Regions from separate parts of the Mus musculus genome. Here region 1 is linked to region 2. Evidence: chromatin loops called from intact Hi-C (ENCODE). Cell type or tissue: left cerebral cortex. All regions are shown on one strand. Links, peaks and the distances in the headings refer to the core of each region. The heading gives the core; the rest is flanking DNA.

Region 1 (8,334 bases), core at 302-8,301, 160 kb after region 2:
AAAAACAATGATCAATGAAGAAGGCCAGGCAAGCCAATGCCACAGCATTGACAACAAAGACCAGCATCAGCAAAGCTCAACAAGGACCAGCAGAGTGTCAAGATGAACCAATACCACACAGCCCCGACCACTGTCTGTTGGAGCGTATTTCTACCCTTTCCAAACATTACATGTTCTCTCAAGCATTTGCTCTGGCAAAACATCACATGCCCATTTTCCAGGTGGCTTCCAGAAAACACCACGTGTCTGTTCTCAGCAAAACATCCTCCCACATGTCTGCTTCAGCAAAAACATCCTCTTATGAAACAGTTTCCAGGAAAACATCACATGACACAACTGAGTCTCCAAAGAAACCAGACATTTCCACTTCATATATTAATCTAGGCTGTCTATTGTGGACATTTAAGACTTGGAATGCATTGCTCCAGGATCTTCTGGCTTCCAATGTTCCCACTGAGAAATCAACTGTTATTGAGATGGGTGTTCATTTACATGTGACTTTTGGATTTTCTCTTGCCACATTCAATGCACTCTCTTTGTTATGGATACCCTATGTTTTAACTATGATATGCTGTGGATATTTTGTTTTCTAGTCTTATCTTGGTGTTATGTGCTTCTTGTGTCTAGAGGAATGTGACATTCTTTAGCTTAGGGAAGTTTTCTTCTATGATCTTGTTGAAGATCTGGTCTGTGCCATTGACAAGATTCTTCTCCCTTATCTATGCCTATAATTGGAAGATTTTTGTTAACATAGCCCGCATTTCCTGTATGTTCTTTACCTGTTTGTTTGTTTGTTTGTTTGTTTTGTTTTTTTTCGTATTCCTTGCTTCTTTGGTCTAGATCTTCTCCTTTATCTCTGAGTGCTGATATTCTATTTTCTGCTTGACTCATTCTGCTTGCAAGATCTTTCTTTGAGTATTCTAGTTGAACTATTTGTTTTTTATCAATTCTGTCCTTGTTATGGCTTGACTCATTTTCAATGTGTTAGATGTAAATATTCCACACAAAAAAGTGTGTATCAAATTCAAGAACTCATCAAATAAATCTATTACCCACCATGACCAAGTGGCATGACCAAGTGGCTTAATTCTAGAGATTCAGGGAAGGCTCAATATGTGTAAATCAATGGACCACATAAATAGACTAAAGGATAGAAACCACCTGACCATGTCATTAGATGCAGAATATAGGGAAGACACAATTACAAAGAAAGCCCACTGTTGGTGACTCAGGAACGATGAACAGTAGACACAGGCGGTAGGAAGCATGGGTGTCCGTAGGGCATTTACAGTCAGGAGAGAACAGATAAATAACCAGAAGGAGAAGAATGTCCCTGCGGGTGTAAATTACCACTTCATCTACAGAGACAGCAAGTGTCAGGAGTCATGGGAGACAGATCGCTATTAGAGCCCTCATATTCCAATCTGGAATGGTTAACCCAGCTGGAACCAACCCCAGACCCTTTGCAGTACACATACCACTAAAGTCCTCCTTCCATAGGAATCATCTTCCTGAGTGAAGTCTGTAATGCTTTCGAGATACATGCTCCCAGATCTTTGCTCCATGAGCAACAACTCCTATTCACAACTGCTTTCCTTGGAATTTCTAAACTTCCTCATACACTTGGCCTCCAATAAAGAAATATCTTCCTGCATGAACTTCTCTGATCTACAATTTCCTCCACCCTCTATGCTGGTTCAGTATCCAAAGAAGATTCCAGAAAAAGCCAGTCCTCCAGAAACGTAAACCAGCATAGAGAAATAAAAATCACTGGCCTAGGGGTCAAAGTTTGTATTCCAGCTCAATGCACCACAGAAACATGTCTATCTTCAATGTAAACTTTTTTAAAAGTCAAGATGAAGTCCTCTGTTCCTACATGGAAATGCTAGTATATTAATAATGGACCTTACTTTATAGATGCTGGATGAATCAATTCTGTGATTCTACAGGTAGGATCTGAGCCAAAAAAAAAAGTTACTTAAGCTGTGCTTGTTTGATGAGAATGGTCCCCATAAGCTCATACATTTGCCTGTTTGACCCCAGTTGATAAACTGACTCAGAATCATTGGGAGGTGTGGCCTTGTTGGAGGAGGTGTGGACTTGTTGGAGAAGGTGTGTAGCTAGGGGTGGGCTTTGAGGTTTCAAAAGCCCATGCCAGACCCAATCTCTGTCTCTGTCTCTGTCTCTGTCTCTCTCTTTCTCTCTCTCTCTCTCTCTCTCTCTCTCTCTCTCTCTCTCTCTCTCTCTGTCTGTCTGTCTTTCTGTCTCTCTCTCTGCATCTCTCTCTGTCTCTGTCTCTCTGTCTCTGTCTCTCTCTGTCTCTCTCTCTCTGTCTCTCTGTCTCTCTCTCTCTGTCTCTGTCTCTCTCTCTCCCTCTCTCTCTCTCCCCCAACCCCTTCCCCCAGTTGTAAAGCTCTCAGCTACTGCTCCAGCACCATCTCTGCTTTCCACCATGGTGATCAGGGACTAAACCTCTGAAACTCTAAGGCTTTCTTTTGTAAGAGTTGCCATGGTATTGGTGTCTCTTCACAGCCAAGGGACAGAGACCAAGACATTAGTGCAGAAAATATCTGATGCTGGAGGAGAAAAAGAATCGAGACTCTGAACATGAGAAATGGCAGAAACCTTGTCCTTATCAAAATAGCTGAGAGAAAGATGCTCAGAGCCCAGAGACAATTACCACATTGATTATAGAAGTTGTGTCCATCTCTTTAGTTACAAACATTAGGTTTATTCTTTTTTTTTTTTTTTTTGAGTAATGCAATTTTTTCTTTTTTTGTTTTTTTTCCATTTTTTATTAGGTATTTAGCTCATTTACATTTCCAATGCTATACCAAAAGTCCCCCATACCCACCCACCCCCACTCCCCTACCCACCCACTCCCCCTTTTTGGCCCTGGCGTTCCCCTGTACTGGGGCTCAGATGTGTTGTCTACTCTCTCTGCATCTCCAGTGAATACAGCCATGATGCAACATGAATTTTTTTCTATTCATAAGATAATTGGCTCTTCCCAACTCTGGATATTTTTAGAACATGTGTCCATATTTCCTTACAATTTTTCCTGTTGAAATGGACATATATCTTACATCATTTACAACGTTAATATTCTCATGTTATATTAACTCTATGATAGCATAGTTCATATACAGAAAAGAGATATTTGATTTAGGTTGACTATGTCCTAACTAATATAACGCTACTTCGAAAATAAAAAATGAACCAGGCATGGCGATGCAAGCGTATAATCCCAGCACTTAGAAAGCAGATGCAGCGGGATACAGATGAGTTCAATGTTACCTTTGGCGACACTGTTGTGAAACAGAGCTAAGCAGAATCCATCAAGGCCAGAGTGACCTGAGAACACCTGTGCCAGCCAGTGATGGGCCCTGGAGCAAAAGATTGCTCCCAGAGGAGGCCTCTGTCGGGCCAAAGGACAAGATCTACTGAATGAATCACATTCAGAACTAGAAAAGCAGTATGGTAGAAGCAAGACAATGTCACCATGTCTACTCTGTCAAATGACATTCCACCCAGCTTTTGGTCTTTTCTCTGCTTTCATGGTTCCTGAAGCACTGAAGATTTTTCTCCTCCTTATTTTGGAGACTAGCTCCGGGAGGCAGGGGTGGGAGGCTTTTGTGTGACTCAAGATCAGTCACACAATGAAGGTGAATATTTGGGCAACATGCCTTCATTACCTCCCCAGATGACTTTAAATCTCTGTACTACAGAGGAACCTGTAGGTAAACTCCCACGACCTAGAAACAGAGGATGCCAAATGAACAAATTACCTAACAGTAAAAACACAGAAGGTGTCCCCCAATCTGAGAACGAAGGGCACACTCTCCTGCCCTGTTCCCACTCCAATCGGAGCCCCAAATATTTCGAAAATAAAAATCAAGAACAATTCTGATTTTCATGAATAGAGTATTCATTCACCAAGTGTAATAATGAGATAAATTGCTCATCACAGCTTAGAAGCAGCCTGTGGGGATTCTCTTGGCCCTCTATGAGATTGATACCCAATATCCACACCAATGGAAATGCTGTGTTGCAAACCTGGAGAGGATGGGGGTGGGGGGGGCAGTGAGCACCCTGGTGGAGAGAGCGAAAGCTGCCAGGCTCATTGTCACATCCCGAATCTCTGCCGTTAGTGCTTTCAATGGTCTCCATTTGCATCCACTTATTACCTAAAACTTTGTTTGTGTGTCATCTAAATAAACATATTTATAAATTTGTGGTGCAATCTGTAATCACACTATGAATTCGTAAAGCTCAGTTGCTTATTTACATTGCTGTAAAGTATAATTGTAGGGCGTAGAGGGAGCCCCAAGCCAGTGAGCTCCTGAATGAGTGGAGAGAGAGTATCCAAATGAACAAAATTAGAGCAGAAAAGGTCTGCACCTTTCTCTCACGGATTTATTACAGAAGTCTGTTTCCTGCAGCCTGGTCTCCATGATTCCAAAGCATACAATACACGCTGCCAAAGGTAGAAAGAAGCCAGTAAGCAGATCTACTCAGAAGCAACATCTATGCCAAGGCCATGACCAGCATAGAAAGATATCTGCAAAGATATGTGTAAGTGGCGCCCACGTGTCAGTTGCAACCAACACCTGTCAAACTGGATGTAAGGCCCAGCCAACAGGAGGGAATTCATGCCTGTACTAGAGACCTAGCCAGTTTCCTGGGACTAAGGAAGTCATGAATTTTAGTTAAGAGCACTGACTGTTCTTCCAGAGGACTCAGGTTCAATTCCCAGCACCCAAATTCTAACACCCTCACATTGACATACATGCAGGCAAAACATCAATGAACATAAATATTAAAAATTAAAATAAAGAGACTAGAAAAATGGCTCAGCAGTTAAGAGCACTGGCTGCTCTTCCAGAGGTCCTGAGTTCAATTCCCAATTAACCATATGGTGGCTTATAACTATTTATAATGTAATCTGGTGCCCTCTTCTGGCCTGCAGGCTTACCTGCAGGCATAACACTGTGTACATGATCAATAAATCTTTTTTTTAAATATTTTTATTAGGTATTTTCCTCATTTACATTTCCAATGCTATCCCAAAAGTCCCCCATACCCTCCCCCCCCCCACTCCCCTAGCCACCCACTCCCACTTTTTGGCCCTGGCGTTCCCCTGTACTGGGGCATATAAAGTTTGCAAGTCCAATGGGCCTTTCTTTCCAGTGATGGCGACTAGGCCATCTTTTGATACATATGCAGCTAGAGTCAAGAGCTCCGGGGTACTGGTTAGTTCATAATGTTGTTCCACCTATAGGGTTGCAGATCCCTTTAACTCCTTGGGTACTTTCTCTAGCTCCTCCATTGGGGGCCCTGTGATCCATCCAATAGCTGACTGTGAGCATCCACTTCTGTGTTTCCTAGGCCTCGGCATAGTCTCACAAGAGACAGCTATATCAGGGCCCTTTCAGCAAAATCTTGCTAGTGTATGCAATGGTGTCAGTGTTTGGAAGCTGATTATGGGATGGATCCCCGGATATGGCAGTTTCTAGATGGTCCATCCTTTCGTCACAGCTCCAAACTTTGTCTCTGTAACTCCTTCCATGTGTGTTTTGTTTCCAATTCTAAGAAGGGGCAAAGTGTCCACACTTTGGTCTTCGTTCTTCTTGAGTATCATGCGTTTAGCAAATTGTATCTTATATCTTGGGTATCCTAAGTTTCTGGGCTAATATCCATTTATCAGTGAGTACAAATTGTGTGAGTTCCTTTGTGATTGGGTTACCTCACTCAGGATGATGCCCTCCAGGTCCATCCATTTGGCTAAGAATTTCATAAGTCATTCTTTTTAATAGCTGAGTACATTGTGTAAATGTACCACATTTTCTATATCCATTCCTCTGTTGAGGGGCATCTGGGTTCTTTCCAGCTTCTGGCTATTATAAATGAGGCTGCTATGAACATAGTGGAGCATGTGTCCTTCTTACCGGTTGGAATATCTTCTGGATATATGCCCAGGAGAGGTATTGCGGGATCCTCCAGTAGTACTATGTCCAATTTTCTGAGGAACCACCAGACTGATTTCCAGAGTGGGTGTACAAGCTTGCAATCCCACCAACAATAGAGGAGTTTTCCTCTTTCTCCACATCCTCGCCAGCATCTGCTGTCACCTGAGTTTTTGATCTTAGCCATTCTGACTGGTATGAGGTGGAATCTCAGGGTTGTTTTGATTTGCATTTCCCTGATGATTAAAGATGTTGAACATTTTTTCAGGTGCATCTCTGCCATTCGGTATTCCTCAGGTGAGAATTCTTTGTTCAGCTCTGAGCCCCATTTATTAATGGGGTTATTTGATTTTCTGAAGTCCACCTTCTTGAGTTCTTTATATATATTGGATATAATCCCCTATCTGATTTAGGATAGGTAAAGATCCTTTCCCAATCTGTTGGTGGTCTTTTTGTCTTATTGACGGTGTCTTTTGCCTTGCAGAAGCTTTGCAACTTTATGAGGTCCCATTTGTCGATTCTTGATCTTACAGCACAAGCCATTGTTGTTCTATTCAGGAATTTTTCCCCTGTGCCCATATCTTCAAGGCTGTTCCCTACTTTCTCCTCTATAAGTTTCAGTGTCTCTGGTTTTATGTGAAGTTCCTTAATCCACTTAGATTTAACCTTAGTACAAGGAGATAGGAATGGATCAATTCGCATTCTTCTACATGATAACCGCCAGTTGTGCCAGCACCATTTGTTGAAAATGCTGTCTTTTTTACACTGGATGGTTTTAGCTCCCTTGTCAAAGATCAAGTGACCATAGGTGTGTGGGTTCATCTCTGGGTCTTCAATTCTATTCCATTGGTCTACTTGTCTGTCGCTATACCAGTGCCATGCAGTTTTTATCACAATTGCTCTGTAGTACAGCTTTAGGTCAGGCATGGTGATTCCACCAGAGGTTCTTTTATCCTTGAGAAGAGTTTTTGCTATCCTAGGTTTTTTATTATTCCAGATGAATCTGCCGATTGCCCTTTCTAATTCGTTGAAGAATTGAGTTGGAATTTTGATGGGGATTGCATTGAATCTGTAGATTGCTTTTGGCAAGATAGCCATTTTTACTATATTGATCCTGCCAATCCATGAACATGGGAGATCTTTCCATCTTCTGAGATCTTCTTTAATTTCTTTCTTCAGAGACTTGAAGTTCTTATCATACAGATCTTTCACTTCCTTAGTTAGAGTCACACCAAGGTATTTTATATTATTTGTGACTATTGAAAAGGGTGTTGTTTCCCTAATTTCTTTCTCAGCCTGTTTATCCTTTGTGTACAGAAAGGCCATTGACTTGTTTGAGTTAATTTTATATCCAGCTACTTCATTGAAGCTGTTTATCAGGCTTCAATAAATCTTAAAATAAAATTAAATAATAAATAAAAAGGAAAAGAATCTACTACCACTGCTTTGCTAGGCCAGCATAATTTCTCTGCATCTTGTTCTTATACCCAGAGATCAGTGTAGCTACCACCTCTCATCAGATAAGCCTCTCTCTACAGCAAACAGAGACCATCCCAGAAAACCACAACTGGACACAAAGCAGAGACCCACAGTATAAAGATCCCAGCACCCCAAAAATACATTGGTACCACAGCTCCCTCATCCGTAGCTCAGGGTACCATGCCAGAGGAAAGAGTGCAAAAATTGTAAGAGCCAGAGTAGGAGGAAGTCTGAAGTGAAACAGCCTCTCCTAAAATGGCTACAGAAACAAGACCAGAACAATAGCAATGTCGATCAGCATGTTAATGTAGGAGAAGAAAAACTGTGTGAAGTCCCACCCTTAAAGAAAGAACCACAAGCTACTCTAGTCTGCGGGGAGAAGAAGAATTAGCCTCTCTTGTGAATGAGCCCTCTTATTGTTTGTCCAACACAGTGGTCACCCCTGAAGCCATATCTATCACCCAATCAACAGATTAACTCAGCACTATATATTTATGTATTATATATGTTATATATTATAGAGAGAGAGGGGGGACTGGACTCTAACAAATTTTACTAGCTCTGCTTTATCTGAAAACAATAGACTTATAAACAAATTATCTGATTCCTTTAATGACTTATAGCTATACATCCAAATAACAGTTGGCCCTTATAAATAATACATTTTAATGGGCCAACAATTGCTGGTTTGACTGGAATCCATGGGTGACCACATGACTCACATATTTGTACATACACATGTATATATTTTGGGTATGTGTGTGCCTGTGTGTGATGAGTATAGTCAAAGATAAAGAGGATATCAATTGGAAGGTGAGAAGCCTGGGAAGCGTTCAGGGCGGGTGACTGAGATGAGCTTGAGAGAGAAAAGGGAGGGAGAAGTGATACA
Region 2 (8,334 bases), core at 269-8,268:
ACTGTTCGATTCCTCTTTTTTCATCCATGGACAATGTTGTTAAGGGTGGATGGATTCTTCTAAAGCCTACTATAATTACTTAATAGGGATGTAGAGAATTGGGTTGCAACTGTCACGGGCTGGTCCTAGCTCTAGTACGTGTGACTCCTTTGACTGTCTAACCTCTTTGGACTGCAGTTCTCTTAATCTGTGAAACAGGACCCAGTAGGGCTGGGAGCCATCGGTGGGATTTGTCCATATGAATGGTAGGATGCGGGGGTCTTGGGTGGTGACTCCATAGTGTTTAGCTCTTGTCTGGATTCATTGTTATCTAAGGAAGAGAACGCCATTATTAAGTTCTGGCTACTGCCCAACTAAGAGCTCGGTCAAGTCTCTGTCTAAAAGCTGCTGTTTCTCCATTGTTAAACGGGAGCACCAGGTTCTTTTTCTGCAGGTGGCAGAGTAAAAGCTGTGACAGGGGGAAGCATAGGGGAGGCACTTTCTCCAGACTAACAGTTTCTAGCAGGCTTTTGCTGTGTCACCAACAGTCCCATATCCCTGTGACTTCCTGCCACAAGTATTAAGTACTCCCACCCTCAAGTGTGGGACTTGGCTGAGATATAGCTCAGCTTTAGGCCTGTGGCTTCTGGGTGAGCTCTTTTTGTGGCAGAGTCTGGAAGCTTCCAGAAGAATGGTATCTTATGGCTGTTAGTCCTACCCAAACAGGTTCCCAGCCAGGCTCCAAATTAGTAGGCGTGCTGTCTTAGCTTCTCTTTCTGTTGCTGTGACTAAACACTCTGACAAACGCAATGAAAGGTAGAAAGGGTTCATTTTAGTTCACAGTTCAAGATACAGTCCTTTATGGTGGGGAGGTCAAGGCAGCAGGAGCTGGAAGCAGCTGGTTACAGTACATTTGCATTCAGAAGGGAGTGATGGATGATGCACACATGCTATGCTCAGCTCACTTGCATCGTTTTGTCCAGTTCAGGATCTAATACCTAGGGAAGGGTCACACCCACAATCAAAGTGGTTCTTCCCACATCAATTAGCATATCAGGGTAATGTCCAGAAGCTTGTCTTTCAGGCAGTTCTAGGCTATGCCAAGTTGGCAATTTATAAACTACGAATGGGACAGACACTATCTAGTGAGTCTGAGGACGAGAAGGGACATGGTGGGCAGAGACTATGGTCCCTTATATTATCTGTGTTAATGTGATGGGTGGAGCAACCAAGGCCCAGAAGGAGGCTCAGAAATATCCAGGAGCTCACAGATTCTGTGACACCAGAAAGCTTTCTTTTCTCTACGTGTCACCTTGGAGCCATGTTGTTGGCAACTGTTACTACAAGCCAACAGTTCGGGCATTTGAATCTAGTGAGAATGGCTGTAGCAACCAGAAAGTGGCACTCTCTCCATCTTCCAGACTGCAAAGGGAAGTGGTGAAGGACTCGCCTGGGTTACACCGCAAGGCCACGGGAACAGGACAGAAGAGACACAATTTTTAAGTTCGCCTCCATAGTAGTCTGCCCCAAGTCTATCAGACAAAAGGCACCTCCTTTCTCAGCTGTCTGGGTCCAAGGAATGGACAGACCCTTGCTGAGTCCTCTCAAGAAACCCTTGTTTGGCCCTGACTCTAGGCTGGGAAATCAAGGCAAGTGAGACACAGCCCAGTAGTGGAGACAGATGTACTCTACACATGACATCCCAACTGCTGGAGCCCCTTTTCCTGGATATGGGACAATCCAAACGGTCTTAGCAAGCACTTGGCTACAACATGAAGCATCATCGACTCCCTGGGTCAGAGGCTCTCTCTTTGCTCCTGACTCTGCCAGGAAGCTGTCTCAGTCAGAATCCTGCATCTCTTGACATCTCTTTAACCCTTGTTAATCTCCATTTATTAAAACAGAATCAGGCTCTGCCTTGGCAGGTGGCCCTATTAGCTAGAGTTTAACGGTGTTATTTAAATCAAGCACGAATGAACTCAATGGAATTATTGTTTTCATTACACTTGGCTTCGAAGATCCATGCTGCCTCTGTCCGTTGATCTTGCAGATCTTATTTACCTTAGCGACACCAAACCTCCTCTGCCCTCCCCTCCCACACCATCCCTTGGAAATGAATTGTTAACATCCAAAAGTGAGCCGTTTAAATGAAGACGTTAAGTGAGTAGATGTACAGAGGTACTTCACACAACTTTACACATTACGGGGTGGCTCTGCAGGGATGATGGGGACTGAGGCAGCATGTGTGGATGGACTGATGTTTGGAAAATTCTTTCTGGACACACATTATTTTGGGGAGGATAGTCTGCAGGTGGGTTCAGGGCTCGGGAGAGAAGGGGCTGCCTGGCTTGGCATTTGAAGTGGAGGGAACAATGTACAGAGAGATATAACACTGGTTCTGAGGTGGGATGGGAAGCCCAGCACAACAGTGGTGTGGGGTGCCGGAGCCGAATGATGAGCTATGCTTTTGATGTCTGGTGTGGACCTTGGCACTCAGAGGAGAATGCAGGAGGCATGAGTTGTAAGGGAGCTGACAACAGGCCAGTGCTTGTCAGAAGGTCACAACTGTCTCTGGAGAGAAGATCTGGGTCGCAGGATCCCTGGCTGGCACATCATGATCTCTTTCTGGTGGGAACCACACCTGGGGTGCAGAGCCATAGATCGTAAGCCAGAATTAGCCTAAAGAAAAGGAAAAGAAAGGGTTAACGCCTATTTTGTAACAGGACTCTGAATCTGCCACCTCTATTTAGAGCCTATCAATCCAACTCAGACAGATGCTAAGACAGGTCTCTCCAACCTCCTTCAGAAGGGTAAGCTGATATCCAGCATACTTAGTAAGAGACCTGAGGAACCCAGTTTCTCTGCCTTGCTAATGGGAGCCCTTGCACCCTCCTTCTCCAGCTCTGGCCATTCTGAGGAAGGTACCCTGCTAAGATTATTGACCTGGAAGGACATCCCGGAGCTCGGCGGGAGGAAAGAGGAAATGGCACCTTTGCTGGGGTCTCAAATGGTACTTTTGCTGGGGTCTCGGCAGTCCCGGCCACAGGCGCTGGCACAGCACCGCTTCTTGCCTGAGCAGTCCGAGTCTTTGTTACACATGTGCTTTGTGGGACTGAGGCAGCGAAGTTGATCCACGGGGCATTTGCCCGACTTTACTGCAACACAGGGGCTTGGTTGAGTCTGGTTGTGCCCACCAGTCCTGGGGCTTGCTTGAGGTTTGGGTGTTGGCACAGTGGGGAGGGCACTTACCAAAGACACGAGGCATACACTGGAGGAAGCAGGCTCGGCGACAGCACTTCCAAGAAGAGGGACACTGTTTGTCATTCAAGCACTGATCAGGAGGAGTATTCTGGTTGCAGAGTCCATCGTCTGGTGGGCAACCCCCCAATTTGTCTGTACGAGAAACCTCACGTCACTTAGCTAGACACAGCTCAGGGTTGTGTTGGGGATTGCAGGATCAACTGTCTCAGTCTCTTGCTTGCCTCCAGGATGGGTCTTATAGATTTTTTTTTCTATTGAGGGCTAATTATGACACTCAGGTGGCATAATGGATAGGAAAAATGAGATTAAAACACTTAGGCTGTGGAGATCAATCAGCCAAGATTAGGACCCGAGTTTGACCCTCAAGACCCATGTTAAACAAACAAACAAATAAGCAAAACTAAACAAACAAACAGAAAAGAGGGAAGGTTCTGATGAATTCAAGGTTAATGAGAAGCTGTCTCAGCAAGGTGGTTGGAAATGACATCCTAGATGGTTGTCCTCTGGGCTCTATGCCTCCACATCTGTATGCGCCCATGTGCTCCTGTAGACACATACCTAGATGTACACACACACACACACACACACACACACACACACACACCACATGTACAAGCACACAAATTTTCCACCTCAGACAAGATTGTGGCAGTTTGCCTCTGCCCATAGGTACCTCCCTGGCCTCGTTCTCTATCGCTCCTGAGCTGCTTCAAGCCAAGGAAGCAAGGCTTTCCCTGGCACCCGTTTCCACTCTGGCCACTTGGTCAGTGTATTGATTTCAGTTGAAATGTCCCTTCTTCTTAAGGCCCTGCTTCTCTGAGCCCGTGGCACTGGGTCAGCAATGGGGTGAGTGCCTAGAGCTGTCTGTTTGCTCTCCCTGTGCTGGAGGCTGAGCTTCATTACCTGCTTGCCCTGTTCATCATGAGCACAGCACGGTGCACGGCGCTAAGGGCATAATGGCTGTTGGAAAGAGAAGTATTTGTAGGGAGGCCTCGTGTTGCGTATGTGCTCTCCTCTTGCTACGGGTGACACTTCTATGCTGCTGTGCTCACCTCTGTTGGAAGAGGCATAGCTTAAACTCAAGAATCAACTCTGTCTCTGAACCTTTCTCTGGAACAGCTCTGGAAGGCTCTGACCTGGAGTTGGCCTAACCAGTCTTCTCATTGAGGCTTCATGCACAAGTTGGAAGTCTTCTAATGAGGCAGAGATTAAGGCCTGTAAAGGACAGTGACCAGCCTAGCCCACACGGGCCTGGGCTGGGCTAGGATTCTCTGGCTCTCTTTAATCTTCATGTTCTGCGTTGACTGCTTTCAACTATAGGGATGGGGCTGGTCCTAGGACTTCAGCTCAATCTAGCAACACAGAGACTTCAGTTGGATCCAGGACTCTGAATGTAATCCCCTGGGGCCCTATTCCAGAAGTTCTCGCTGACCTACCCACCACCAGCTCCCCCAGCCCAGTGAAAGCTCCTACTTCCTTGCTTAGAGTCCAGACAGCTCCATTTGCCTCATGCCAACCTTCTTCCCACTCTGTCCCTGCCTGGGCACTGGTTGTGCACATAGTAGGTGGTCCTTTGCTCCTGCATTGTCAGCTTTAGTTCCTAAACTGGTGGTTGAAGTCGAACTGCTGCCCCCTGCTGGAAAGTAAGCTGCTTAGCTGTTTGGGGAGGAAGACGGGTTCTGTTGGGGGGGGGGGGGGAGGGGAGAGAGTGATTGGAGACTATCTACCTACAGACCAGGATTTAATACCAAGCTCACATCCCATTACAGAGGTGCTCAGGCCTTGGAGAGTGGGCCGAATGGAGCTGTCTGAATTCTAATCAAGGAAGTTGAGTCTTGTGTGTGGGTGGGTGTGTGGGTGTGTGGGGTGGGGTGGGGGGAGTGCATGTGTGGGGAGTGCAGCATAGATTGCAACACAGAGGAAGGGGAATTGCTGCAGGAGGACCCCAGGGTTGGGCTTCAAGGATCAGACTGATAGGGAGCGAACAGAAAGTTGGCATTCTAAGTGAGACAAACTGTCGGTGCCACAATGTGGAGACACAAAGTCTGGACTGGACAGAGAGGTGTGCAGGGCTCTGAGTGCACACTACCATGGTCACTCTCCTAACCTTCCCTCCACACCCAGGTTTCCTACTTGTGACACATTCTCTGTGACACACACACACACACACACACACCCCACAGCTGATATGTAGACTCCATACCTGTGTGGCAGCCATCCATGGGCACGGTTAAGCTGGTGAAGTCAGGGGCATGGCACACCGCACCCTGAATACATACACAGATCTCTAAGTGGAATTACTCAACTGCCAACACCCTGGCATTTGAATGAGGAGCATAGGATCGTATAAACAAAAGTGGCTGAGCCTCCACTGGGACGAGCTAATGCTCTCCTTCCCTCAGCCCCACTGCCTTCTGCCAGTGTCTGAAGTTCTACCGAGAGCCAGGCAGATGCCTCACGGGAGAGAAACCAGGAAAGGATGGAATGACATGAACGGGTATTGGTTAGGATGTCACACCTGGCCAGGTAGAGCAGGCTCGGGCTCTGGTGGAGCCAGGTCTCACCCTGGGTGTGGTGTCAGGACTGTTCTCCTAGGACCCCTCAGTTGCTCCCCCGAATCTCCACATATGCTACACTTACAGCCATGTCTGACATTTATCCTTCAAGGCCCCATTTACTCATGAGAGGAAAGTGTGGACCCCGTTTCACGGGAGTGAGTTGCTGAAGGGAACCTTTCTGACTCACAAGTACTACCGTCAGTTACCACGTTTGATACTGTCTTGGTCTTCGGCACTGGAAGTTGGTTAAGCAGTATGCCTTGGTTTGCTTACCAGTAAAATGGGGGTAAAAACAGTGCTGGCTCACGACACCGTAGTGAAGACTTGTGGGTGATGGCTGAGTGGGTTACAGTCCACAAAAGGTCTGACCTTGGAACCTACTAGCATCCTTTCTTCCTCCACGTGGGAGGAAGCCTTCTCCTCTGTGCCTCCGAGGAAGGCATAATCCAGGCTAAAGGGAATGGGTGCCACGTAAATCCCGCTACCTCCATCTACCTGTACCGCACAGGCTGCCCCAGTCTTGGAGGACGGGTTCTGTCCCCATTTGTATACTTGTCCCCTAAAGCAGGGCTAACTCTCCAAAAGTGAATGTAGGTCAAAGCCCAGCAGCCTCAGAGGAGGATGGAGGGATGGCCTCGCCTTCGCAGGGAGGCATCTGTGGAAGAACCCTTATGCCTCCCTCACTGTCAACAAACCAACCCGAGCTTCATCAGGGATGGGAATGGACTGAAGCTGGAGAAAGGAACAAGAGAGACAAAGGCAGAGATTCCTCCCATCAGACCCCAGATCCCAGCAGCCACACTCTTTACTTAGCCCCCAAGTCCCTTCTACAATCCCCATTGGTGGAATCACATGATGTTTTCCCCATACGGGGAGGCACGGTGACACATGCATCCTGTCTGTAAGCTTGGGCACAATAACCATGTGTCTATAGAGGTCTGCTCAGACAGAAACGAAGGCACCTATGTACACAGAAACAGCTGAGTGTCCTTAAAAACATTCGGGTGTGAATGTAGGCACAGGCAAGTTGACAGGTAAAGACCCAAGCACGAACAAGCCTGATGCAAAATGCAGGTTCCTGGGAGCACTGAGACAGACAGACAGACGGATGGACGGACGGACGGACGGACGGATAGTAAGACACACACACATACACACACACACAACACACACCCCACTTATCACTGGCTCTCCCACAGCCCCCCACTCTCCACAGAAAGGCAGAAGCCACCTGCTCAGAGCACAGGGATTCATGACACTCACCTCCCTTCTTTCTACACAAGGCAACAGGCAAGTGAGTCTCCAAAGCCAGGAGGACTACCAGGAGGAGGGAGCTCTGGACTCTCATGTTTCTTTCGTGGCACCCAATAAGCTCAGAGCTCAGAGGCCCCCAGATTAACATTTACAGTCTCAGAGATGCCAGAGCAGTTGAGTCAGCAGAAGAGGACTAGAGGGTGACCAGGGTGGCTTGTGCTTCCCGGATCTGGGTCCCTCCCACCCTCCTACCCTCCCACCCCTGCCTGATGTCCTTAGGGCAAGGGGTGCTTGTGAAAGAGCTGGTAGCAAAGGTTCCTTGTGTTAGGGACATGGATCTAGTTCTGCCTGTATTGCTGACTTGGCCTCTGAGTGTTGGGTAAGTCTTGCCCGTCTCTGGGGCTCAGTCTTCTCATCTATATTGTGGGGAGAGGAAGAGAGGGGTCATAATGAAAGCCACACAGAGAGACTTTTTCCTTTAAGGCACGTGGCCGGCTCTGCCTGGGAATGTGAACCTCGGCCTTCTCCACCCTCTGCCTGACTACAGCCATCTGGAACATCTGGTAGAACCAGGCCGGTTTGTTGTGCTCAGAGAATGAAGATGTGCTAGGATATGACACTGACTTCTTGTTTTGTGAATACGCTTACTAAGAATGAAACTCTTCTATTGATTCCCTTTGGCCACTAATCCTGTTAATCCCGACTACCCACCCAACCCCTGTACTGGGGATTAAACCCAGGGCCTCTCAAGTGCTAGGCAAGTGTTCTACCACTGAGTTGCATTCCTGATCTCTTTAACTTTTTAAGTTTTGAAACCAGCCACACCTTGCTGAGTTCCCTAGGCTGATTAGTGTACTTGCTGCTCGGTAGCTCAGTCCGTCCCCTGAGTTGGGATGTTCCTGCCTCAGTTTTCCCGAGAAGCTAACCATGCATCATTAGGCCCAGCCTAGCTCCTTGCCCTTACTGCTTGGTAGCAAGTGAGCGCTTCGTGCCAGGGGAAGCCCTCGTCTCCCCTGCCTTCTTTAGACCATTAAGCCAGACTCTGAACTCCAGGATCGTATTTCCTAAGACTCAAAGTCCTTTTTGCTTCTGTACTTTCTGTGTTCGGCTTGATTGACGGCCTGCAGGATGGTGTTTGAGTGAGGTATTTGCTTTCCCAACTCTCTAAGGTCTTGAAGCTCTCACAGTGTCTTGGAGGAGGGGCGGGAATCAGCACGATTGGCAAGGAATGGTGCCAAAAAATGGGGACTGCAAAGTGCCAGGGTTGGGGTTTCTTTCTGGA

What was found. Hi-C counts contacts between places; a loop is a spot of excess contacts. Peaks named below come from ENCODE experiments on the same cell type or tissue, not always from the same donor. Only the 100,000 strongest peaks of a DNase experiment are listed, where the experiment ranks them.
Region 1: a loop joins it to region 2, with 2.0 times the contacts of the local background. A loop is called at or near these places in 3 of 42 quality-filtered maps.

Annotation. Positions count from the first base shown.
Region 1 is chr2:164,338,977-164,347,310 of GRCm38, forward strand. No RefSeq gene overlaps it. Among named protein-coding and RNA genes, the nearest start is that of Svs5, 10 kb to the left of the region's middle. In left cerebral cortex, for the core only: a CTCF peak has its summit at 4,955 (motif pointing left); no DNase peak of the experiment used is centred there.
Region 2 is chr2:164,175,508-164,183,841 of GRCm38, forward strand. It overlaps Wfdc5 (WAP four-disulfide core domain 5), which reads right to left and starts at 7,235. Exons shown (of 4, transcript NM_145369.3): 1 at 7,062-7,235; 2 at 3,229-3,372; 3 at 2,970-3,134; 4 at 818-2,658. The coding sequence starts at 7,146. The coding sequence ends at 2,983. It overlaps A730032A03Rik (a long non-coding RNA gene), which reads left to right and starts at 2,077. Exons shown (of 4, transcript XR_003954086.1): 1 at 2,077-2,157. It overlaps LOC115486434 (a long non-coding RNA gene), which reads left to right. Exons shown (of 4, transcript XR_003954084.1): 4 at 1,615-1,905. In left cerebral cortex, for the core only: a CTCF peak has its summit at 4,857 (motif pointing left); DNase peaks (open chromatin) are centred at 711 and 4,850; H3K27ac peaks cover 727 bases.